Regions from separate parts of the Mus musculus genome. Here all the other regions are linked to region 3. Evidence: chromatin loops called from intact Hi-C (ENCODE). Cell type or tissue: gastrocnemius. All regions are shown on one strand. Region 1 overlaps Atp11a (ATPase, class VI, type 11A). Region 2 holds the start of Tubgcp3 (tubulin, gamma complex associated protein 3). Region 3 holds the start of Atp11a (ATPase, class VI, type 11A).

Region 1 (8,000 bases), 55 kb after region 3:
AGGAAGTGTAATGGGGCAGATGCACAGGTGCTGGGCTGCCTGGCACCACCTCTACTGGCCTTGAACTCACCCAGGAGGGGAGTGCCTTCCAGGCCCTCCTGTCTTCTGGGCCTAGCACCTGACCATATATTTTGTGTTCCTTTCTACAATTTGAAATGCACAATCTTCCTGCCTCATCCTGTTTCTACCAGCACCCAGAGTTCTTTGGGCCTCCCTCTGAGCACAGATGGCCTCTCAGTGTGTCAGTGTCTGCCTGGGAAATTTGCCACAGAACTGAAGCCCCGTCTCACCCACAGGGCTCAGCCAGTCATGGGTCTGGCCATGGTAGGGAATTTGGGAGCCCCTGATGTGACCCTCATCAGAATGTACTTGGGCATGGAGCAGGACGGGACTGGGACCTCCACATCAGCAGGCGGCCTCTGTCTCAACCTGACGGTGTTGTGGGGAAGATCAGCACTCCAGGCTTCAGGCACATGCTGACTGTGTTCTTCTACCCACAGTGTGCAGGGGAAGAGAACTGGGTGGACAGTCGGACCATCTACGTGGGACACAAGGAGCCCCCTCCGGGTGCAGAGGCCTACATTCCACAGAGATACCCCGACAATAGAATCGTCTCCTCCAAGGTAGCCTCACTATCTGCTCGGAGCTACTGCCTGAGAAAGGCTGCCCCCGGGACGGCCCCTTCTGCTGCTTCTGTGCAGCTGTCCCAAGGGAGCTTCTGCTCCCCCAGGAGCTGTGGTGCTTGGCACTGCTGTTCTGGGCCGGGCAGCCCCTCTCCACTCACAGGGGTATCAGGTGTGCTTCACAAGGGCTTACCCCCTTCACTCCTCTTGGGCCTCACCTCACTCACTGCTGCCCCTCGCCTGACATTGCCTGGCTCTGTGTCTGGCAGCGGGGCCTGTCAGCAGGATGTGGAGATGGAGTCTGTACCTAGAGAGATGCGGGAATGTCTGAAGGGTGGGAGTGAAGATCAATGGCTTCCCAGAACAGACAGACATGAAACACATGTGTTTGTATCCCATGTGTATGTATTATGCTATGTGTGCACTGCATGTGTGGCATGTATGTGCTGTGTTTGCTGTGGGGCAGGCGCAGGTACAGATGTATAAGTCGTACCCAGACATTCAGAGAGATAGACTTGTGTGGTGGGTCTGTTTAGGTCACATAAGGCTCTCAAGAAGGAGGTCTCTGTCATTTATATCCAGGTGTTTTGTCAAACAGAGCTCTCTGGAGGAGCCACATATGCCACAGAACCCTGCAGTGTTGAGAAGACTTTATGACCCAAAAGCTTAGCTTCTCAAGGTCTTTTTTTTTTTAAGATCAGAGTTAAAATATTTACAATAGCTTTTGTCCAGAAGCACAGCATAGGCAGGTTAAATACTCATAAGCAAGCCCACCACATGAGTGTCCCCTGAGGTGACACAGTGCTTGGTAGTGAAGAGACGGACAGAGAAACCCTGTCCGGAAGCACCCCTCCCAGCCCCTGTGCTCACGGGCTGCACTGACCCTCCTTCAGCTCTCTCTGAATGTTTCTGCCTCTGTGCATGTGTGCGTGTACAAGAACACATGTGCTCATGCTGTGCATGGCCATGTATGTGTGCTCGTGCTTTATGTGTCCATATCTGTGTCCATGCGCTATCTGCTGATACTGTGTGTGCGCTTGCGTGTGTGCGCGTGCGTGTGTGTGTGTGCGTGTGCGTGTGCGTGTGCGTGTGCGTGTGTGTGTGTGTGTGTGTGTGTGTGTATTCTATCCAGACTGTACAAGATGCCTGTGAACAGCAGAGCAACCTGACTGAACTCTTTGAGAGGCTGAAGGCTTTTACAGCTGGTAGAAGCCACAGCCATGCTTGGAGAAATATAGAGCCTCTCCTTGGCTTTTAGCCTTTTGGGGCCTGTTGCCCACAGTGACTCTCAGGCTTTTTCTTGTCTGTGTCCCTGGGGAACATGAACTACCACAGCCTCCTTGATTTCTGGAAAGGAAGTCCACAGGGAGGGTGTGTGGGAATTGCAGGCCCCAGGGGCATTCAGAAGCAGTTTCTCCCAGGGAGGCTCCTTCATACCAGGAAGCTTTTGAGCAGAGCCAACAGAGTTAAGTCAACACTCTGGGCAGAGAGTGGGCAGAGAGAGGCCAGGCCAGGAGTCGGCAGAGCCGCTTGTGCACCTTTCCTCTCAGCTTCCCACAGGCTCAGCACCAACAGTGGCACCTGTGTGGATTTCAGTGCCTTGGCTCAGTGACAAGGAGCCAGTGACCTTTCAGGGAGGAGATATATGTAACCTGGCCCCTGTACCACTCAACCTCAGGAGGGAATGGTAGGCTCTTGGTCAAGAGGCAAGGGCCCAGGACCTCCACTGACACTCCATTATCATTGGGAATTTATCATTGTTTTTGCTCAAATAACCCCTCACCTGCATGGAAAAGTGCTAATTTGTTCAACGGGTATACAAAGGTTTTGTAGAATATGTCTATAGTAATATAGAATGTGTCTGTGAATCCAAGGAAGTTTTGTGTCTATCTTAGACATACCAAAGAATGCCTCCGAGCCTAGCAATGTGATTAAACAGGGATCTGTGGCAGGGCTGGCCTGTGTAGTCACGGGGACGTTAAGGTGCAATAAGCCCCAACCTGTGTGGCAGGTTTTCATTACTAGTGGGCAGTGTTTGGCCAGAGTTCCCATTTTATCCGTGGGGATCCCCGTCTTATGGAAGAAGAAAGAATGAAAATGGCTGCCTGTATGGTTCTGCCTGGCCTCTGGCTTCACAGCAGTCCGCTATTGCTGTGTCTGTCCTGGCGAGACTGCTCTCAGGAGCAGTGACTGTCTGCCCACTGCCTTGTGCAGAATGGTCCTGGGGCATGAAATTCACAGGGATCCTTGCTTTGCCTTCAGGGGGTTCCCAAAGCAAATACTGGCTCCGTCTGCCTCGCCTGCTCCCACCACACAGCCCATATGCTCGGGAAAGCTAGACTGTTTTTGACTACTGCGAAACTGATTACCTCTGCCAGTTTGGTACAGTTTCATTGATGAGTATTTATACAAGTGACTTCCATATTTACCATGTCACTTAAACACTGAGCAACCTTCTGAGGCTACAACTTATGCATGAAGGAACTAAAGCCTAGTGGCAGGAACACATCAGTGGCCACAGAAGGTACGTGCCTGAAGCCAATCTGTTCCCTGAGCATGGAGGCCAGGGGCCCTTGTCCCCATGACTCCTCCCCAGTCACAAAGGACAGTGATGCCGTGACTCCACTTGATTAAAGACCAGTGTCTCATCCTAGTGTTTCTGTGGAATAGTCAGGTACTGACCTGTGGGCTAGATCCCATTTTAAGTGAATAATGGCAGAAGCTTTGGGACCTTCATTTTATTTCCTGGCTGCTGGCAAACAGAAGCATGCCCAGTTCTTCTCAGTGTGTCCCATTGACTTGTGACAACATGTAGAATAGGTGGGACTTCTGTGATCTGTCCCCCATGCCAGCAACAAAACCAGAGATTGGCATACCCAGGGGAGGAGGGGGCTATATGAACAGGAAACTCACATGCCAGTGGGGCACCCCCTGCTCAGTTTGAACAAAGGCCAGTGAACACTGTCAGGTCAGTGTGAACACAGAAAGGCCAGCAGGCACCTTCTGTTCATGTGAAAACAGAGAGGCCATTGGTTCATTGTGAACACAGAGAAGCCAGCAGGCATACTCTGCTCGGAATAACGGACAGCCCAGCTGACCCTGGCCCAAAGTTCCATGAGTATGTATGAAGCAGTATGTTGTTTGCTGTCTCTTGAGATTCAGTATGCCTCAAGACATCTTCATGGGAGGGAGATGCTGTGTTCTCATTTTTCCCAGCTGGGATACTTGCTCTGCTGATATGAGAGTGGAGATAGAACTTGATACCTGAGTGTGGATGACAGTGAGATGTGTGTGCTGGCCACATGTCTTCACAGATAGCAAGATTCTTACAGATCAGCAAAGACAGATGTGTGACTGACCTGCTACCATCACTGTGCCAGTACAGGCTCTTATAATGAACATTCTGTGTGTGAGAGAGAGCATGTGTGAGGGGCACATGTGTTCGGGCAAATGAGCACATCTGTGCTTATGCATGTCAACGCCATAGGTCAGGGATGGGTGTCCTTAGTCACTTCCGTAGGGTTTTTTTGTTTTTGCTTTTGGTTGGTGGTGGTAGAGGTTTTGTTGGTGCGGTGGTGTTGAGTCAGAGTCTTTCCCTGAATGTGGAACTTTCTATTTGATTAGATTGGCTGGCCAGTGAGCTGCAGGGGTCTCCCCATCTACGCTTTCTCTGTGGGGTTGTTATTCAGTGCTGGGATCCTGAACTCTGGTCCTCACATGCACTTGGCAAGTATTTTGTTTGACTAGGCCATCTCTCCAGCCCCTTGTTTTATCTGCTGCAGTGGTGTCACCTACTTGTGGACATTTAAATTATTTGTCTTCCTGTTACATTCGGTCAGCAGTAATAACTATTAACAATTTGTGGACCACAGGGTGATTCTCAGCCACAGCAGGGTAGGTCTTCTTAGTAGTAGGACTGCATAGCAGTCCTCAGTCTCTGGTACAGGTCAGGTGATTGTCACCTGTAAATATTTCAACAGAGGAAATATTGGATATTAAGTAGGAACTTTCCACCAATGTGACTTTGTTGCTAAGTAATATTTTTAAATTTTTTGTTTGTTTGTTTTGTTTTTGTTTTTTGTTTGTTTGTTTGTTTGTTTGACAAGGTCTCTCTATGTAGCCCTGACTGTCCTAGAACTTACTATGTAGACCAGGCTGTTCTTGAACTCAGAGAGCTCTGCCTGCCTCTGCCTCTGCCTCTGAAGTGATGAGATCGTGTGTGTGTGTGTGTGTGTGTGTGTGTAGAAAAATGTGCATGTGTGAGTGCAGGTACACATTTTGTGTGTGTGTGTGTGTGTGTGTGTGTGTGTGTGTGTGTGTGTGTAGAAAAATGTGCATGTGTGAGTGCAGGTACCCATTGCAGGCCAGAGAAAATGTCAAATCCTTTAGAGCTGCAGGTACAGGCAGTTGTGAGCCACTGGGTGTAGGGTGCTAGAAATATTTTAACTACTGTACAAGTAATGAGTTTTGGCTGGGTACAGAGAGAAATAAGGTTGACTTCATAGAATAGGGCCTTAAAATAATTCCATTTGACGGTGGCATTGTATAAAAAAAAACCAAACCAGAAGGTTCAAAAACCAAGAGATGGGTCTATGGCCACCCCAGAACTGTGAGGCAGAGAACTCAGTCTGCTACTAGAGTCGTCGTGTGTCTTTAGCGCCCCCCTTAGGAAGATTAAAAAAAAAGGTCTGGGTGGAAGAACTGCATGGTTCACCAGAGTGAAGAGAGAGGTAGAACGGTAGTCTCCATCATAGCCAAGTGCCTGCTTCAGCCGGGGCTCTGAGCTGTCTAAGCCTTCCCAGTATGTTTCCACAGACAAGAACACTAACACTGGAGTCACAGGGAAAACTGCACATCTGCCGTAAGAGAAATGAAAGACCCCTGAGCTGATGGGCAGGAAGATGCTGTTGCAAGATGGTCGGCATGGTTGCCCCGGTCCCCATCAGTGACCCTGAGGGTCTCCTCATACTTGTGAATGTTGTGAAAAGGCAAATGAGCTCGGACAGCAACATGGTATAAAGGGCATGGAGAGAGTAGCTGCTGTTCTCAGTAGATCCTGAGGAGTCCATTTGGAGAATATGTAGCCTGGGAACCACCTCTTTTCTTACCCTATAAATCTAGCAAAGTCCCTTGCATGCAGCCACAGACAGATGCAGCACCGTGCAGTGTGGACACCATGCCCTGCCATCATGGAAGCAGCCCTAAGGCAGCTCAGACTCAGTTCCTTCTGCTGCATCTCAGTTGTACCTGATAACAAAGCAGAGATGTGAAGATACAGCCCCTGACGTAATGGCTCTGTACCTGCAGAAAGTGCCTGAGTGCTTTGCTCTCTGCCTTGACTCACTGAGCTGGGCAGTCTGGGCATGACTACCTTGGAGGGCACACTCTGTCTTAGCAGCTTGTCTTAGGCGTTGTAAAAGCCCTGATGAATGTCAGTAATTAGGCTCTGGTGAGTTTGTATCCACATTTGCGCTCCCTCCTGCTTGTGCACAGGAGGACACCAAACGCAGAAGCCCATTCTTGCTTTTGTTTCCTGCAGTACACATTCTGGAACTTCATACCCAAGAACTTATTTGAACAGTTCAGAAGAATAGCCAACTTTTATTTCCTCATCATCTTCCTGGTACAGGTAAGGACAGACCTGGCTTTCTGTCTGACACACAGTCACTGACATCAAGGACTCGGCACCCTAAGTGCTTCCATCCATTCTTGCGTTCTCGAGGCTTAGCTCAGCTGAGGACCTCAGCTCCGTACGTGAACCTTCCTGTGGCCGCTTCCCAGCCTCCTGAGGAGACAGGGCAAGATCTCCAGCCGCACCTGGCATCTCCACTTACTTCTTTCTGATACCCAGAGAAAATGCAAAGCAGTTGTACATCCAGAGAGACAGGGATGTGAGGGTGTGGGCAGATGCAGCCTGTAGAATACACTTCCTGAACAGCAGTATAACATTTTTCTAAATTATTTTAAGTATGGCTATACATGACAAAACCTCCTACCATGAAGTCTGTCAGAACTAACTCACATATGACACCTGTAGAATGGACTAAATGAGACAATGTGTTCTGTGTCAGACTTGTGCCCTGGCCACACACTGACATGGTTTCCCCTTAGGGAGCCTCCCTCAGCAATATAGTCACTAGGACAGGGTGGCGACCCTTCTGTGCATGTCACTAGGCCAGGAGGAACCCGGCAGGGTGTTGAGGTAGGAAGAAGCTGGGTTGGGAAAAGGCTGGGCTGGGCCAACTCGCCATTAGGTTGCTAGGTGTTTCCAGGGTTTCACCAGGGCTCTCTTCTCGCTACAGTTGATCATCGACACACCCACAAGTCCAGTGACAAGCGGGCTCCCACTCTTCTTCGTCATCACTGTCACGGCCATCAAGCAGGTAGGACTTGGATATTTACTTGTGGGTACTTGTGGTGATTGACAGTTTCCATAGTGAGCTTGGTGTCAGGTGGGTGACTGCAGATGTCCAGTGCCATCCTTGGACCTCACAAGTGTGTCATCAGTGTGACTCAGTGTGAGGATGTCAGTCAGACTCCATCAGCCACCAGTGTGGGATCCAGTAGCTCCTTTCCTGGCTGTGGAGTAGGGTTTGCCCTTCCCCCTTTCCGTATTCTGTGCTTTGGAAGTAATTACTAAGTGTAGTCTGACAGTTAAGGGCTTCATCTCCTTCATCACCAAGTATGTAAATTACCTCCAATTCTTATTCAAGGGTGATTTGTCTGATACCTTTCTACCTTTATTCAGTGGTTTACCAATATCAGCATGGATTTACAAATGTTTATTTTAACCTTTGGGCTAGAATCCAATAATGTTTAGCTTGTTCTTGCTTAAGCCATCTCTAGTTCATTTCATTCCGTTGGATTCTGTGTTCCTTTAGCATGCATGCCTTCCCATTGGGTATTTATTTACTATTTTGTGTGGGGTAGATGAGATTCCCTTCTCACTCTCTGAGCTAACATTAGCCATGAGACAGCAGAGTAAAGCCTGTGACATAATTTAAGTGCCTTGAAATGTACCCTGTTGTTTCTCAAAAGTTTTATAATTTTAGTTGTTAATTTAGGTAACAATTTATTATAATTTTAACTATGATACAACATATAAGCTAAATTGTATGTGTGTTTGTTCTGCATGTAGATATTCAGTGACAGTTAATGAAAGGTCATCTTTTCCCCATTTGAGAGTTTGTACCTATGTGAATTTTGTTCCGCGGATACTCCCATCACTAGCTTGTTTATGCAGACTTCATTACTATAGATAGGTCTCTAGTACAATATTGAAGTTAAATCTATAAATGGGACAACTATGCTGTTTTGGACCTTTGACCCTTTGCATTTTCACAAGGATTTTAGGATTAAATGTTAAGTTTTTAAAAA
Region 2 (8,000 bases), 85 kb before region 3:
GGAGATCTGAAGAACATTTGACATCAGACATGGAGATGCAGAGTTTGGAGTTTGCCATGCTAGTTCTTGGTCTTGCTTTGGTCCAGTCCTCCCTTTGGAATGATAATGTATATTCTGTGATATTGTATGTTGGAAGTATATGATCTGTATTTTCATTTTGATTTTACAGAGGATGGCAGTTAAAAGATTAACATGAGTCTCAGAAGAGACTTTGGACTTTTAAATGGTGCTCCAACTGTTATAGACTATGGGGACTGTTGAAGTTGAACTGAATGCATTTTGCACTATGGTATGACTACAAGCTTATGGGGGCCAGGGACTAAAGTGTGCTGATTTGAATAGGAATACTCCCTCCATAGACTCTTAGATTTGAATGCTTGCTCATCAGGCCATGGTGCTGCTTCAGAGGGATCAGGAGGTGTGGCCTTGTTGGAGGAAGTGTGTCACTGGGGACGGGCTTTGAGTTTCAGAAGCCCAAGCCAGGCCCGGTGGCTCTGCTCCTCCTGTTGCCTGCAGCTCCTTCCCCTGCACCATGGCTGCCTGCCTGCCCCTATGCTTCCCACCGTGACGATAATTGGGGCTTAAACATCTGAAACTGTAAGCAATCCCCAGTTAAAATTTTCCTTTATAAGAAATGCTGTGGTCATAGTGTTTATTTACAGCAATAAACACTAAGACACCCTCATACTGTAAATGTAAAATACATTCTAACTTTAAGTCTCCAAAGTCTTGACATTTTTCAAAAATTAACAAGTTCAAAACACTGAATTGTGAACTCCTATAAAAATCAAAAATGTATATACTTCTAGCATATAATGGCACAGAATAAACATTCCATTCCAAAATAAAACAATCAAGGGCATAGCAAGGAATAATCAAACCAAAACCCCAAATCCAATGTGGCCAAAACCAAATCCTGCAGTCCCATGTCCAGCATTTGGGCCTCGTGATGAAACTGGCTGGGCTCCAAAGCTTCAGACAGCCCCATTCCTTCAGCCCTTAAGCTTCTCCTTCAAACTTGGTCCAGCGCCACTGCATGCCTGTAGCTCTTCCTGGCACATACCCTGTGATCCTGGCATCCCCAACACTCCTAGGTCTCTACTACAGCTTATGCTTTATCTTCAAGCTCCTCACAGTGGCCTCTGAGGCCTTGCTGCTCTCTGGGGCCTCGACCCTGCCACATAGTGCCTGACCTCAGCTGCTCTCCACCATTCCTCCCTTCTGTGTCTTTCATACTTTCAAGACCAGTGGCACACAGACAGCGTCACCATTCAGAGGGGCAGCCTTGCCACCGTGGACCACAGTTCTGTGAGCTTGTGTGTGCTGACCCTGGGGAAACACGTCCTCAAGTCCCAGTGTGGACGGCCAGGTTGCTCTCTCAGGGTGCTGATCCCTGCAGCTGCTGTGTTGACTGCACTTTCTTGTCAAAGACTTGAAGCTTGTCCACACTCCTTTCTAATGAATAGTTCATTATCTTTAAATTCAACTTCATTCAAGGTCTCACAGTGGTGGCAAAGTGGAACCAGATTCTTATTGAATATCATAGGATTGTCTCTGGCCCATTTCCTGACACAGCCCTTGTTCTCGGAGGCCTCAGGAGCCAGGCCTCTACTGTCCTCATTTCTCTCAGCAGTGTTTTCCAAGTTCCCAAGAGAAAGCCCTTTTCCTTTGCTATAATAAAATACTTTGACAAGTGCAACTTAAGGGAGAATGGGTTTATTTTAGCTCAAAGATCAAGGCACAGTCCACCACAGAAGGAAAGCCAAGGCAACAGAGGAGCTTGAAGCTTTAATTCATACCTCCCTCACTGACACTCCCTACCAAAGTGATGCTATACTGTGTCAGAATGGCAATTAAAACTAACCTCCCACAGGGACAAATGTCAAGAAGAGTCATTCTATACTCTGTAGAAGCCCCGGGTGGCTTGAGAAGGGAATGCCGTCCTTCTCAGGATCTACGTAGCAAAGGAAGGAGCTGTGTATGTGGAGGAAAGCCAGTGCCTGCCCAAATCCCAGCAACCTGACAACCAGACCCCCATCCGGGCAAACCTCAGAGGGCACCACACACAGCAAGTTAGCACAGGGGAGTCATCAGCCAGAGGAAGCCAAGAGAAAAGACAGTGGCAAGGGAGGCTCCAGCACCAGCTGGACCCCCAACTAAAAAGTATGACAACTAGAAAAGGCTACCCTGACCATCTTCCTGCCTAAATACCATCAGACATTTGAAGACAGCATACATATACAGAGAGGAAGGGGAAGGGAGGGGAGGAAGGAAAGAGTAAGCTCCTGGGCCAATTAGCCTGGTGAACACAGAAACAAACAAGAGGTCATATTTTAAAAAGAGGGGAAGACAAGGTCTGGAACTAGAGGTTGTCCTCTGCTCTCCACAGACTCGTGTGTTCTCGCGCTGACACATGAATGAACATGCATACTGATATGTGTGTGACTGCACACACAGGTGCACACAGATTTTTAAAAAGTAGCTGTAATTAGCAATCATATATTCTCCAACACTAAGAGAATTAAACTAGACATCAGTATCAAATCTGAAAATAAATCACTAAGTGTCTTAGAGTTATCATTGCTGTGCCATGACCAAAAGTAGCTTGGAGAAGGGTCTACTTGGCTTACATTTCCAATCACTGTTCCTCAATTAAGGAAGTCAGGGGAGGAACTCAGACAGGGCAGGAACCTGGAGGCAGGAGCTGATGCAGAGGCCATGGAGGGGTGCTGCTTACTGTCTTACTCTTTATGGTTTTCTCAGCCTATTTTCTTATAGAACTCAGGACTACCAGCCCAGGAATGGCACCACCCACAGTGGGCTAAGTCCTTCCATACCAATCAGTCCTTTCATACCAATTAATAAAATGCCCTACGCCTGTAAAAAAAAAAAAAAAAAAAATGCCTATAGCCCCATCTTAAGGAGGCATTTTCTCAATCAAGGTTCCCTCCTCTCAGAGGACTACAGTTTGTGTCAAGTTGATACAGGACTAGCCAGTACACAAATTATTTGGAGACCAATCGATTCATAATATACATGCCACCAAGAAATAAATAAATAAATTCTGAAAATAAACTTAATGAAAATGAAAATCTGATATTCTAGACAGACTTGAAGTCAATAATCTTAGTTTCCACAACAAAATCTACAAACTGAAACAACTAAATTGTTCATTCTAAACTAAAGTGTTCATTCGGAGATAAAACTACAAGGGATAGCGGCACTGACCCCCAGAAACCTGAAAGAAGGCCTAATGTTAACATTCTTGTAGAAACATCCACTTGGCAGAAATGCTCCATCAGTGAGAGACACGTGCTTCCAGAGAAGACGCCCACGTGAAGCAGTCAGGAACAACATTAACAGTAACAGAGCATGCTATGCCTGCCATCGTGTGGTGAAAATGGCACTCCAGGCCCAGAATTTCCACCCCCAAGACAGAATCCCACTCAGTCACTGGGAAAATATCAGACAAGTCTACAATCTTTAATCTTCAAAACTGCCAAGCTCACCAAACAAAAACAAAACAAATATTGGAAAAGATCCAAGTCCAGAGGAGCCCACGGGGACCCAAATAAGAGTAAGAATGACAAAGAATAAGAACAAGTGGCCTCACACGAGAGGGAGCCCTGGGTACTAAGCAACACCTGAAGGAGCCTAAAAAGCATGGAGCTTGGTCAATACTGTGAACTGAACTTCCCAAGAAAGCCATGCCCATGTTAGAGATTCTTCCAGACTGACTGACTATTAGAAGGCCTGTGATTATAGACAGCTGGACAGAATGTTGCAGGTCTCGAGCTAATAAGTTGTCTTGGCCACCTATCCTAAGCCCTCTTAAAGGCCCCATTCACTGCCTGCCTCTGTGTGTTGGCATGTAGAGAACCCAGCCTCCACCAACCCTAACATGAGACTGTCATCAAATAGTACCTGAGACCAGTAACAGAGATTCCCATTTTGCTTTAACCCACGTACCTGATGTTCATGCCAATGTATTTGAAAAGTACCTTGACTTATGACTTTATGCCATTCTGTTACTAAGCTTCATATAACTGTTAATCACGTTGAAACAAGGCATTAGGGGTAACCTGAAACTGTGTTACTAGACCATAGTCACTTATGCTTAGTTCCAAAATAAATCACCTCTTAACTTCCTTTGAGGCAACAACTGTGTTTCTGCATCAACAATATCAATGTATTATTACGGACTGTGACACTGCACCTCAGTAAGCCAGACACTAAGACCAGAAGAGATGGTGTTGGGCAAAAGAGAACCATGTGTGTACAATTTTCTTGTAAATCTAAACCATTCTGAACTTTAGGTGCTTTTAAAATATGTACTGACACCAGGCCCTCTCCTACACAAACCCTGGTTCTTACTGGTCCGGAACAACAGCCCATGCTATCAACACTCTTAAAGGTTCCACTTCAACACTTTCAGTCTACAAGACAAGAATAAGACAAGTATAGTTAAGGGAAGATGGTTCCTTTGGTAGGCTCAAAAATAGTCTCAACTTGTACCATTTAACAAAAAACTAACTCATATCACACATAACAATAGAACAGAACCTCTCTAGGGCAAAAAGATGAAAGAAATTTTATGACTTTGGATTTGATAACAGTTCTTCACATGACAGCCAAATCATGATAATGTTAAGTGTTTTTTGTTTTGTTTTGTTTTGTTTTGTTTCCTCTTTCTTCCAGGGGAGCATTTGGGGAGTAAGGCAGCACTGCTTTCAGGAATCCATCCTTGCCTTCCACCTTGTGGAGAAAGCAGATAAAGAACACTGTACCCAGATAAATAAAGAACACTCAAAGTTATAAGGGTAAGCAACCCAGCAAGAACATATGTTACAAAGAAAACAAAATAAAATACAACCTTAGGAAGAGATCTGAATGGCCAAACAAGAAGTCATGCTCAACAGAATCAGGAAAAAGAGATGACAACAATTAGCTATGGCTACACACCTGTCAGAGCACAACAAAATATCAACAAAGTGTGTGAGGGCAGAGAACCCAGCTGACTCTGCATCCCTCAACTCCATCCACAGAGAAGACAGCATCATCTTTAATGAGCTTTACCCTGGATCTCTCTGAAAGTCCAGCGATTCACAAGACATAATCACAAATGGGGGTGGGAAAATGGGAGGATACAGGATTCTGCTTTAAAGTAGCATTTCAATCACCTGAAGGCTGTGAAACTTCTATCAAAAGGGATCTTAATGTAAAATTCAAATTTAGAAGTTCATAATGAATAACTTCAAAATCTAGCTATAACTACGAGGTTCTTTCTGGAAGGTAAAAATTTTGGACCCAATGCAATAAAAGAAAAATGATGGTATGGCGTGTTAAGCCTTAGTTATCTAATTTTGCCTATGACTGGATCACTCCCTTCAGAAAAGTAAACTATCCTCTGCACTCACACTCTCCCCAGATACTGGAACTCTAAGCTCCTCCTATCCGCCTTCTCCCTAGCCCTTTATCACCCACAAACACTGTGTATTCACCAACGTGCTAGTCACATTCCCTCCATTAGACAGGAGCATCTCTCATGGCATAATAGGGTCGAGGAAGCCTCAAAGATTTCTTACATGAACAAACTGCACAGTGAAACACTACAAGGAATAAAGCAAGAAGGGAGTTAAGTCAACGGTTTAGTAGTGACACAGTAATTCATCCTCTACGCTGACAAGTTGTTACATAGGTTGTTACAAATTATGAAAGATCAAAAGGCTCTCTCAGTTTTTAAAACTCGGTTCTTGTTTAAAGTCTTCCCTTGAAAACCTGCGCGATTTGTCTCAACATTCTAAGGCAACCCAGTCATGTCAATTACTAAAACCTTCCCTCAAGACGCGTCCCCACTCATCTCCAAAATGAGCTTCATGAAACCAGATCCTTGACATTTTCCCCACCCCCAACTACGGCGGCGACAGTACGGGTAAAGTGGGCAGGACTGCCTTGGGGGTCTGGCTTCTTAGAAGCATTATTCGCTAGCTGAACCGTCCAGGAATAAGCGAGCATCATCTAACCAGGACTCATCATCACCAGAGGCAAAGGTGACAGCAGAGTGAGAAGCACGCAGAAGCAGAGCTGCAGGCTGCCGTGCTGTCTGGACGAACCCAAAAACAAACTCGGCCGCTACAGCAGCTCCGGCCTGGGCCCCCAGGGCAGGGACAGTCCGCGAGCCGCACCCCTTTCCTTCCCGGGGGCCGGGGAGAACAGCACCCGGCCGGCGGGGGTCATGGCGCTCAGTCTCCACAGCCCTGAACCCCGGGACGCGTACCTTCGCTCCGGCCCAGGATCCGGCAGCACAGGTTCTGCAGCAGAACGTTGGGCGACTTCTGATCCGGAGTCGCCATTACCGCGCCCGGACTGCGCACTGCAGCCTCCCCGCGCCCCAGGATCCCGCGCCCTAACTACGGCGCCGCCATATTCGCGGAAGCGGCAAAAGCGCGCGCCTCCCATAATGCACCGCTTCCCGCGCGAGACGCGCGTGCGCTCTCCCGGCTTCTGCACTTGGCAGCTTCTCCGCGCTGGAAAAGTCGTTGCTGGGCGACGCTCGCAGCAACGCGTTCCTAGGATGCCCGTACGCGTCCGCAGCTTGCGGTCTGGGCGCTGCTTGTGAACAGCACTGGATGCGGAGTCCGAGTGCGCTTGAGCCACACAGGGACAGGGGCGCCGGACTACTACGCAGGGCTCTCGTAAGTGAGTTCTCAGAGGTCTGGAACCTCTGCCCCTTGACGTCACCAGGAGGTAGTCCTGGAAACGGGGATACTGAGATGGAGAGGCTTGAGCGCTGCCGCAAAGGAAAAATCAGACGCAGACACGAGAAATTCTGTGCTGTCTGGGACGCAGGAGGAGGAGAGTCCTCGTCACTGGGAGCCCAGCTCCGCCGCTCCTGCCCGGATGCTCGGTGGTCCGCAGAAAGCTCCCTTCTTAGTCGCTGACTCAGGACTATGATAGCAGTGGCACTCAGAGGTGGCTTAATGGAGAGCATACCTTTATTCGTCTTTTGCTCGCAGATCTCTTAGCCACCCTTCCCTGCCCGCTCTGTGATGTACAGAATGCGGACACACTCACTCCCTGTACAAATGGTACCTGCTGGAGCTCAGCCAGTTGAAGCCAACGATAGAAACTGCAAGAGGAGACTCTCGGCTTCAGCCTGGAATTTGACTACGACTCTAACAAGCCGAGACTCTCAACACTCAGCTCTCAGCCCATTCTTAGCTCCAGCCTATTTTGTACCACCCACACAGATGATGCTCCATCAGAAGGTCTAGAATAAGGCCATAGTGAATAACTATCAGTCATTCCTGGTGTTTCTTCCACCCCGGGGCCAGTAGCTAACCTTCAGGTGATCCACTTTTCTGTTTCCATCATCCATGTAGTCAGAGCTCAGTCCTCAGTCCCTGTAGCCTCTGTTTTGTTGAGTGGTCCTAGCACTGCCCTTTGGTAATAGGAGTGATCCCAGCAAGAAGTCTTAAGGTGGCTTTCTGGACTGAGCACTCACACATTTAATTGCAGATGTATTGACAGTTATTTGAGGGTGGCCAATGAGCCAGGAAAAGCCAGAGCGGTTTGCTTTTCTGTGTGGCTACTTGAAGTGAAATGTCAGCAGATAGATGAAAACACTTAGAAAGTAGCTGCTCCAGCACAGTCTTGACAACAGGAGCTGATGTCACCAAGTCAGGTGACTCGAGTTCCCCAGAACCCACAGAGCAGGAGAAAAGCAACTACCTCAGTTGGTCCACTCACCTCCACCATACAAAATGAAGTCAGTCAAGTTAGGACATTGTAAATCAACTAAGCCAGTGACCAAAAAATGCTAAAAAAAAAAAAAAAAAAAAAAAAAAAAAAAAAACAGGCTTGATGACACAATGCCTTTAATCCTAGCACTTGGAAGAGGCAAGTGGTCTCCAAGGAAAGTCTGATCTATATATTGAGTTCATAGACAGCCAGAGCTATAAAACAGAGAAACCCTGCCTCAAAAATAATCACACTCACAC
Region 3 (8,000 bases):
CCCTCCTTCCTCCCCTTCTCTCATGGCCTTCAACTTGGTACGTGGCTGAAGAATGACCTTGAACTCCTCAATCCCCTGCCTCCACCTTCCGAGGGTTGAGATTTTAGGGGATGCTGTAACATCTAGCCTCCAGTTTCTGAAAACATGTTTTCTTAGTGTTTTAAAATTTTTTATCTTTTTTAAGGTCTCACTCTGTGAGGGAGACTGGCCTTAAATTCTTGATTCTCTTGCTCCAGCCTCCCAAGTGTTAGAATTCTAGGCATGGACTGCCATAGCCCGCACGTTCTGAGCACATTTAGGTCATTTCCAGTTAAAACTGATCAAATATTCTTACAAATTACAATAAATGGAAGATATTTTAAGGAAAAACATTTTGTCTTCCTATTTATAAGAGTAATGGGGCAAGAGAGACCATTTTCCTTATTTTCTGGAAAGTACCCATAAATAGAACATCCTTTAAAGCCATGTTATCTAATATCCAAGAGGTTTGCTCAAGCAAAACACAAATTTCCCTGAATAATGACAAATGGCTAGTGACCGTCCAACTCCTATTTCAGATTGCCTGCCATTTATTTAGTTTGTCAGACAAGTAATAAGTTTATATTAAACTTATTGTTCAAAAATAGGTACAACAAATTGCCTTTGTTTACTTTATTAGAAATTTTACACACCACAGAACTTGGTTTTCTTTTTCTTTTTAAGAAAACTGGGATTAAAATCATTGGTCCTTTAGAAGCTAAGATGGGGGAGTATAGAAAAATTAAAGAATTTCTGGCATACTATTACATAGTCTCTGAAAAATAAGAGGAAAATAAGATGTTGAGAGGCAAACTAAACCCCCAAAGTCTCACTTGGGGGGCAGGCAGCTACTTGGGTAAACAGAGCCTCTGGAGGCACCAGGGACCCTCTGATCCTTGAAGAAGCAAAGACCCATGGTACAGGGGAGGCAAAACCTCAGAGGCCCACCAAAGAGAATTCCTGGATGGGGCTGTTATGTGCAGGGATCAGCTGATGAGAAGATAGGGAAAAGTTTGGATGTTGGAGACCCTAGAGCAGTTCTTGAGCTAGCTTTAGTCCTCTGAGTAGCCTTTTCTTGGCCACCTCAGTGTCAGAAGTAACATCCTGTGATTAATAAACATCTTTCAGAATCTATTGACTTAGCAGACCACCAGCTTTCACCAACCCCAAAGCTAACATAACATCAGATGGAATCTGATGTTATAGAGAAGGTCTATAGAAAAACTCTCCCATCTTGCTGTAACCTTCTTTCTATTGTACCCACCAATGTGTTTTAAACTTGCCTGGATTTGTGACTTTGTTTTGTAAAACTATAAAGCTTCATGTCCAGGTATGGTGTACACTTTTTTGTTTGTTTGTTTTTGAGACAGGGTTTCTCTGTGTAGCCCTGGCTGTCCTGGAACTCACTCTGTAGACCAGGCTGGCCTCAAACTCAGAAATCCTCCTGCCTCTGCCTCCCAAGTACTAGGATTAAAGGCGTGTGCCACCACTGCCCTGCTGGTGTACACTTTTAATCTCAACACTTGGAAGATTTGAGAGGCAGAGGCAGGTAGATTGTGAATTTGGGGCTAGCCTGAATGTGCTAGGCTTTTAAAATATTTTATTTATTTGTTAGTTTATTTATTTATTATTTTGTCAATTTGACACAGATCTAAAGGTACCTGGGAAGAGGGCATCTCAACTGAGAAACTGGCCTGCAGGTAAGTCTGTCAGGCATTTTCTTGATTGATGCTTGATGTGGAAGGGCCCAGCCCACAGGAGCAGTGCTGCCTCTGGTCAGGCCATACTGTGTGGTACAAAAAAAGCAGGCTGAACAAAGCATCAGGAGCAAGCCAGTAAGCAGTCCACAGCACAGCTCTGCTTCAGCTCCCGCCTGGAGGTCCCCACCCTGGCTTCCCTCAGTGATGGAGTGTGAGCCGAGAGTTGTAAAAATACAAACCCTTTCCTCCCCAAGCTATTTTTGGTCAGAGTGCTTGATCATAGCTACAGAAACCCTAACCAAGCCTCTGGGCTATGTGGTGAAACCCTGTCTGAGAATAAATGAGTAAACTGGTATCACCCACAAATACCCCCGAGGTACATTCCAGGGAAGTGTTGCAGAACCTGGCTGCTAGCATGATCCCAGGGGCATCCAGAGTCTGGGACCTCAGTCCACAGAGTTTGTACACAGTCACGGGAACCCTTGGATGAACTTCTGTAGACCGTAAGCTTTTCTTTTCATTGGCAGTGCTTCACGGCCTCCCTTTGTTCTTCCTGCTGAAGAAACGGCAGTCTACGTGTAATTTAATCTTTCCACAATTTGTTGAGAACCTGTACATACAAGATCCCTAGCTGTGCCAGAGTGGGAGATCGATGACTGTAGCCATCCCCAACAAAACCTTCCTCAGCAGCTCAGGGCTCAGCATGCCGTAGCTGCCAGTTTTAGAAAGCCCTGGTGGGGAATGGTTGGGACAGAGAGGGCCATCTCGGGCAAGCATCATTAAAAAGACTTCCCCAAGTGACCATCTTCTACAGGGTTAGACAAACTGCTTTGAGCAAATGAGTACATGGTCTCACTGGTGGCACGAAACTTTAGTGACTCTGAGGGGAGAAGCCATTACCTGCGACTAAAGGAGACTGAAATTAACCAAAGAAAGATAATCCAATAAGAGTTTATTCTGAAGAAGAAGATTCCAGACAAATGGTCTTGTACAGGGCCCAGGAAATAAGATGTCCTCCCATCGGACATGGCTTGCTGTCTTGGGGCAAAGCAGCTGTGGTGGCCAGAGGCTCTCATGGAAATGTGGCTTACTGGTGTTCCTTATGGAGGGAGGCAGAAGCCTATGATCTCAGTTTCTCCAGAAGAGTGTGGCCGAGCGAACGCTCTGGGGCCTCCAAACTCAGCCTTTAGTGGTTCTGTAGTGTTCATTTTGTCTCTTGAGGAACCAAGCCATTGTGTGAAGAAGCCCAGGCTAGCTCACAGAGTAGTAAGAAGCCATCTGAAAAGAATGACCTGCTCTTCCAGTAACCCCCAGTCCCCACCTCAGGGACACTGCACACGTGACTTGAGCTATGACGACATTCCTACCTTGGCAGAGCCTCCAAAAGAATATAGTAGCTTACAGATTTCCAGCCAACACCAGGGAGGGCAGAACAACCTGCCAAGTCTGGGAGAGCTGGCCAGCGCCGGCTCCCTACTGCTTCAATTGCTTGTTACACAGCACTGACTAACAGGCTCACAGAATGAGTTAGAGTTTCTGGTATTTTAACAGAGTCTTAACTTCTTTTTCACGGGTTTAAAGTTAAAGTGCTAACATCTGTTGGTAATGGAAAACCCAACTCACCTGGTATTACATTCACTCTTTACCAAGTTTCTGGTTAGCCTGGGTTAATGGGTCTATGACATCCTAGGCTCCTCTCACTTTGGTCATGCTTCTGTCCCCAGCAAGAATGCGTTCCTCTGGCTACCTCCTCTGGTCCTCTGGTGTCTGAAAAGAGACTGCAAAGCAGTAAGCAGCACCTCCAGACAACAGCATCCATTCTTAAAAGAGAAACACATGCTTTCTTTTTTGTTGGTTTTTTGTTTTTGTTTTTTGTTTGCTTTGAATCCTCCTTTTCTTTTCTTTTCTTTTCTTTTCTTTTCTTTTCTTTTCTTTTCTTTTCTTTTCTTATTAGATATTTTCTTTATTTACATTTTAAATGTTATCCCCTTTCCTGGTTTCCCCTCCGAAAACCCCCTATCCCCTGCCCCCTTCCCCTGCTCACTAACCTGCCCACTCCTACTTCCTGGCCCTGGCCTTCCTCTACACTGGGGCTTAGAACCTTCACAAGACCAAGGGCCTCTCCTCCCATTGATGACTGACTAGGCCATCCTCTGCTTACATAGGCAGCTGGAGCCATGAGTCCCACACCATGCGTTTTCTTTGATTGGTGGTTTAGTCCCAGGGAGCGCTGGGGTTACTGGTTAGTTCATATTGCTGTTCCTCCTATGGGGCTGCAAACCCCTTCAGCTCCTTGGGTCCTTTCTCTAGCTCCTTCATTGGGGACCCTGTGCTCCGTCCAATGGATGGCTGTGAGCATCCACTTCTGTATTTGTCAGGCACTGGCAGAGCCTCTCAGGAGACAGCTATATCAGGCTCCTGTCAGCAGGCTCTTGTTGGCATCCACAACATGTCTGGGGGATCCATCCCATATACAATAAACTCTCGATTTCTTAAAAGCAAGGAAACCTTCCTAAACAGCCTCCAGCATGTTCCTCTATGTGTTAATTAGCAAGTCAGCCACTTGCTAGAATGAATGGTGTCAGCTGGAGGGAGCCAGAGAGTCCTGAGCCCCACAAAGGGTGAAGGCTCAGAGGATGAAGTCACTCACTCCTGTTGCACCACCAGGGAAGTGCTTTGCTCTGTATGAAGAATAAGCTAGACACCAGGGCTCACTCCTGTGTTCCAACACTTCAGAGGCTGAGGCAGGATGTTTGTATAGAGTTTGAGACCAGCCTAGAATGAAGATTCGGTCTCAAAAATCCAAACAAGAAAAAAGAAAGGAAGGAAGGAAATGAAACATTCCTCCAAGTAGAACATTCTCTAAGGATAGATAGGAAGGCTTTATCCTGAGGCACATCTGTGCCAGGAATACCCACTGCAATTGTAATTGGCCAATAGCCTACAATTTGGCCCAGCAGTCATGGTAGGAAAGAGATAGAGCATCAGAGACACATGAACAGCCCAGTCAGGCCCACTGAGGCCAGCAGCTAGTCCCTAGACATAGAGGCCTGCTGTCCTCAAGAGTCCACACCACAGCTAGGAGTACCAATGAGCGCTGACTGCCAACTCCACCAGGCTCACAGCAAGTCCAGGAAGCCCGGAGAGAAAACCCTTTGCCCTGAGGCTGGCTGGGTGTCTGTAGCTGGTGCTCCGTGGTGAGCACTGGTGTAGAACTTAGGTAGAAAACAGGGTAGAAGGCGGTGGTGGCTCAGGAGATCAGTTTAGTCACTGGCACCATTGCCACCAGTGTCTAATCCAAACCATAGCAAAGTCAGATCTCCTCCACACCCTGTCAGAACGCTCTCAAATACATTCCTAATCCTCAGGTCTGGTGCTCCTGATCGGCCACTGCAGATCCCTCGTCTCTGGTTCTACCGTTATCAGAAGCAAAAGCAAGGGATGTGGAACCAGTAAACATTAGCTAGATTACGGCTGGGCTGGAGGTAAGGAAGGTTGTTCAGCCATGTGCCACTTCACACCTAGGCAGCAAAGAACCACCTTCCCTGGGTGCTAGCCATGGTGATACAGTTGTAAGGTAGAAGCAGGAAGCATTTGACAGGGGGCTGGACCACAAGGTAAAACCCAGGACTGTGGAGGGTCTTCCCTGAGGCCTGGTTTCTGGAAGGCAGGACAGAGACTGGGCCCCAGGAGTAGGTAGAGGTAGAGAGTAGTGAGTCATGAGAGCTGGATCAGGACGTGTTTGGTTTGGTCTCCAAGGGAGTCAGTCCCAAAAGGGGTGGTAATGTTCGCTCCCTGTAGCCACCTGAGGATCCTGTGTCTTCTGTCCACGCCACGGCAGGAGGTGTGACCCCCCCCCCCCCCCCGCAGGCCTAGGGACCCAGGCCCATGGCACTCGCCATGGAGTCCTGGGCTCACAGCCAGGCTTCCGTTTTAGAAGAGGAGTGAACGGGGCGGGGGTGGAGAAGGGGTGGATCAGCACCCGACGAGCCACGCGGGGGCGATGACAGCCCCCCCCGCCCCCCCTCCCCCAGTCCCGCAGGGAGGCGGAAGCAACAGGGCGGCGGCGACGCGCTAGGGAGTCGCGGCGCGCGCGGGGCCGGGGCGGGGGCTGCGGCGCGCGCATGCTCACACGCGCCCGTGACGCGCGGGGCGCAGCGGGGCAGAGCCGGCTCCAGAGGCGCGGCGGCCGCGGGAGGAGCAGGCGCGGAGCATCGAGCGCAGGCCGCGTCGGCCCGACGGGAGTAGCGCCGGGCGCAGGCCGCCTCCTCCGAGCCGCCTGCGCGCGGGCCGAGACCCTTGGCCGCCGCCGGCGGGGCATGAGCGCGGAGGGGCCGCGGCCGCCCCCCGCGCCGCCCAGGCCGTGACCGGGCGGGGGGCGGCTGCGCTAGCGCCCGCAGCCCAGGGGCTCGCGGAGCCGGGAGCGATAACCATGGACTGCAGTCTATTGAGGACGCTCGTGCGCAGATACGTGAGTGGCTCTCTGTGATGGGTCCGGGGTCCGGGGTCCGGGTCTGGGTCAGGGTTCAGGCCCGGAACGTCCCGCCGTCGGGTCCCCGCCGCGCTCCACCTGCGCTCGGCCAGGCCCACCCGGAAGGCAGTTGCAGCCGGGTCGATCCCGGGGTCGAGGGACATCCATCCTTATGGGGGTTGCGCTCAGCCCCAGCGGGGCGGGCCGACGCGGGGACCGGGACCGGCTGGGACATATGTACGGGGCTGCGGGGAAGCGGGGAGCCTCCACAGGGGAGTCAGAAGTGAAGTTTGCCATCTCTGAAAGTAGTCAGCCAGGTCCGAGTGCGTAGTTCCCGGCTCCCTTGGATGCTGCTGCGCGGTTAGTGACGGAGTGCCTCACCAGGGGAGACCAGGGAGGTAGGTGGCATCCATCAGCCGGGATGGAGCAAAGTGGGTGTGTGTACAGAAAAGAGAGAATCTGCCCCGGGACAGCTTGTCTTCCCTAAGCTGGACACAAGGACCTATTGTACGGCAGCTGGCGCGGGGTGGTCACAGGTTTGAGGAGCGCGTGCCTTGCCCAGTGCGGGCTGGGTACGGAGGGGACCAGAGCCGGCTCTCTCTAGCTTCTCTGAGTGACACTTGTCCTTGGATGTGGGTTTTTCTGAAGGGGAATTTACCCGGGTTTTTCTTCTTGCTTTTCTGGTTAATTTCCATCCAATTTTGGCCTTCCAGTAAGCAAAGAATGAGACTAGGAAACTGCAGCCCTCCCCACCCCACCCCACCCCACCCCACCCCCGTGGGAAGCGAAAGGAGGAGGGGTGGTCTTCTTGGTCCCTGTAGACAGTCACCTGCCAGCTTCCCAGGGCCACAGGACGAATTTTCCGTCCCTGGTGCTGTCTTTTACTTCCACAGTGCCCTTAGGCAAGCCTTCAGCTATTTTATATTTCCTTATCTAGGTAAAATTTCAAGTTAGTTTCTTTTTGCTGTGCTATTCTACTTTCGAAGTGGTATTTTCTCTCAAATCTAGGCTGCAGATATTCCTTAACGAACTTTGCCACTCTTAATTATTTGATAATGCATCTGGAATGTAAGTTATGGAATGTTATTCCTTCTGCTCATCTCATTTTTGACTGCTCTGCCACAGGCCTTAAACTCGAGTCTAAGCCATGAAATTAATTTGACTTTTCCCCGAAACAGTTATGGCTTGTTTTCTTATTATGTATTTATCTTCCAAGATGTGAGGTTAAATTATATTTTCTTTTATAAGAAGAGAAAAAGAGATTGGATATTCTTATCTCCTGGTTTATTCGACTCATTCTACAGAAATGAGCCTCTCCTCTGTAGCCTGCTGCCTTTCACACAGTCAGAATTCCTGAGAGCAATAAAAGCACCACAGCTCCCTCTAAGGCCATAGGTTGCTAAAGAAGGAGTCATCAGCCCTTGGACAAGAACACTGTCATAGGTATTTTGTCCTGGGTCAGTTCTCGGCAGCGAATACAGGCAGGTAAATGAAAGAGAGAACTCTGTCTTTGAGGCCAGTCCGCCCCATGCTACACGTTGGTCACATAGCTGTGTGAACAGCTCATGCGCTCTTGTAGTAGCCGATGTTCCAGATATAGTCTAAGTCATATCATGCATCTTAGGCATTTTAAGGAGCACATATAGAGCCAGTGACACTTCCTCTTAGATATGTAAAGTGAGGAGTGTGGCTCAAGTCAGCGACCCGACCCTCTCGGAGGACCAGCTGCGGAGCCTCCCGGCAGAGGCTAGAGGAGGCCTTTGCAGCCGTGGACCTGGTGGGCCTGGCTCCTAGGGTTGTCCTGCTGCAGT

The links. Hi-C counts contacts between places; a loop is a spot of excess contacts. Peaks named below come from ENCODE experiments on the same cell type or tissue, not always from the same donor. Only the 100,000 strongest peaks of a DNase experiment are listed, where the experiment ranks them.
Region 1: a loop joins it to region 3, with 4 times the contacts of the local background. A loop is called at or near these places in 12 of 42 quality-filtered maps.
Region 2: a loop joins it to region 3, with 2.0 times the contacts of the local background. A loop is called at or near these places in 7 of 42 quality-filtered maps.

What each region holds. Positions count from the first base shown.
Region 1 is chr8:12,806,150-12,814,149 of GRCm38, forward strand. It overlaps Atp11a (ATPase, class VI, type 11A), which reads left to right. Exons shown (of 30, transcript NM_001293667.1): 2 at 501-623; 3 at 6,163-6,252; 4 at 6,926-7,006. Among named protein-coding and RNA genes, the nearest start is that of Gm15350, 22 kb to the right of the region's middle. In gastrocnemius, a CTCF peak has its summit at 5,287; DNase peaks (open chromatin) are centred at 245 and 3,569; H3K27ac peaks cover 543 bases.
Region 2 is chr8:12,665,678-12,673,677 of GRCm38, forward strand. Tubgcp3 (tubulin, gamma complex associated protein 3) reads right to left here and starts at 6,423. Exons shown (of 22, transcript NM_198031.1): 1 at 6,278-6,423. The coding sequence starts at 6,353. 4931415C17Rik (RIKEN cDNA 4931415C17 gene) reads left to right here and starts at 6,750. Exons shown (of 2, transcript NR_166502.1): 1 at 6,750-7,348. In gastrocnemius, a CTCF peak has its summit at 3,392; DNase peaks (open chromatin) are centred at 1,036 and 6,481; H3K4me3 peaks cover 1,852 bases; H3K27ac peaks cover 1,125 bases.
Region 3 is chr8:12,751,164-12,759,163 of GRCm38, forward strand. It overlaps Atp11a (ATPase, class VI, type 11A), which reads left to right and starts at 5,853. Exons shown (of 30, transcript NM_001293667.1): 1 at 5,853-6,189. The coding sequence starts at 6,151. It overlaps Gm39133 (a long non-coding RNA gene), which reads left to right. Exons shown (of 3, transcript XR_870150.1): 3 at 1-145. It overlaps Gm33587 (a long non-coding RNA gene), which reads right to left and starts at 5,733. Exons shown (of 3, transcript XR_378725.3): 1 at 5,524-5,733; 2 at 3,342-3,496; 3 at 2,660-2,996. In gastrocnemius, a CTCF peak has its summit at 4,307; DNase peaks (open chromatin) are centred at 3,151, 5,862 and 6,310; H3K4me3 peaks cover 2,114 bases; H3K27ac peaks cover 2,931 bases.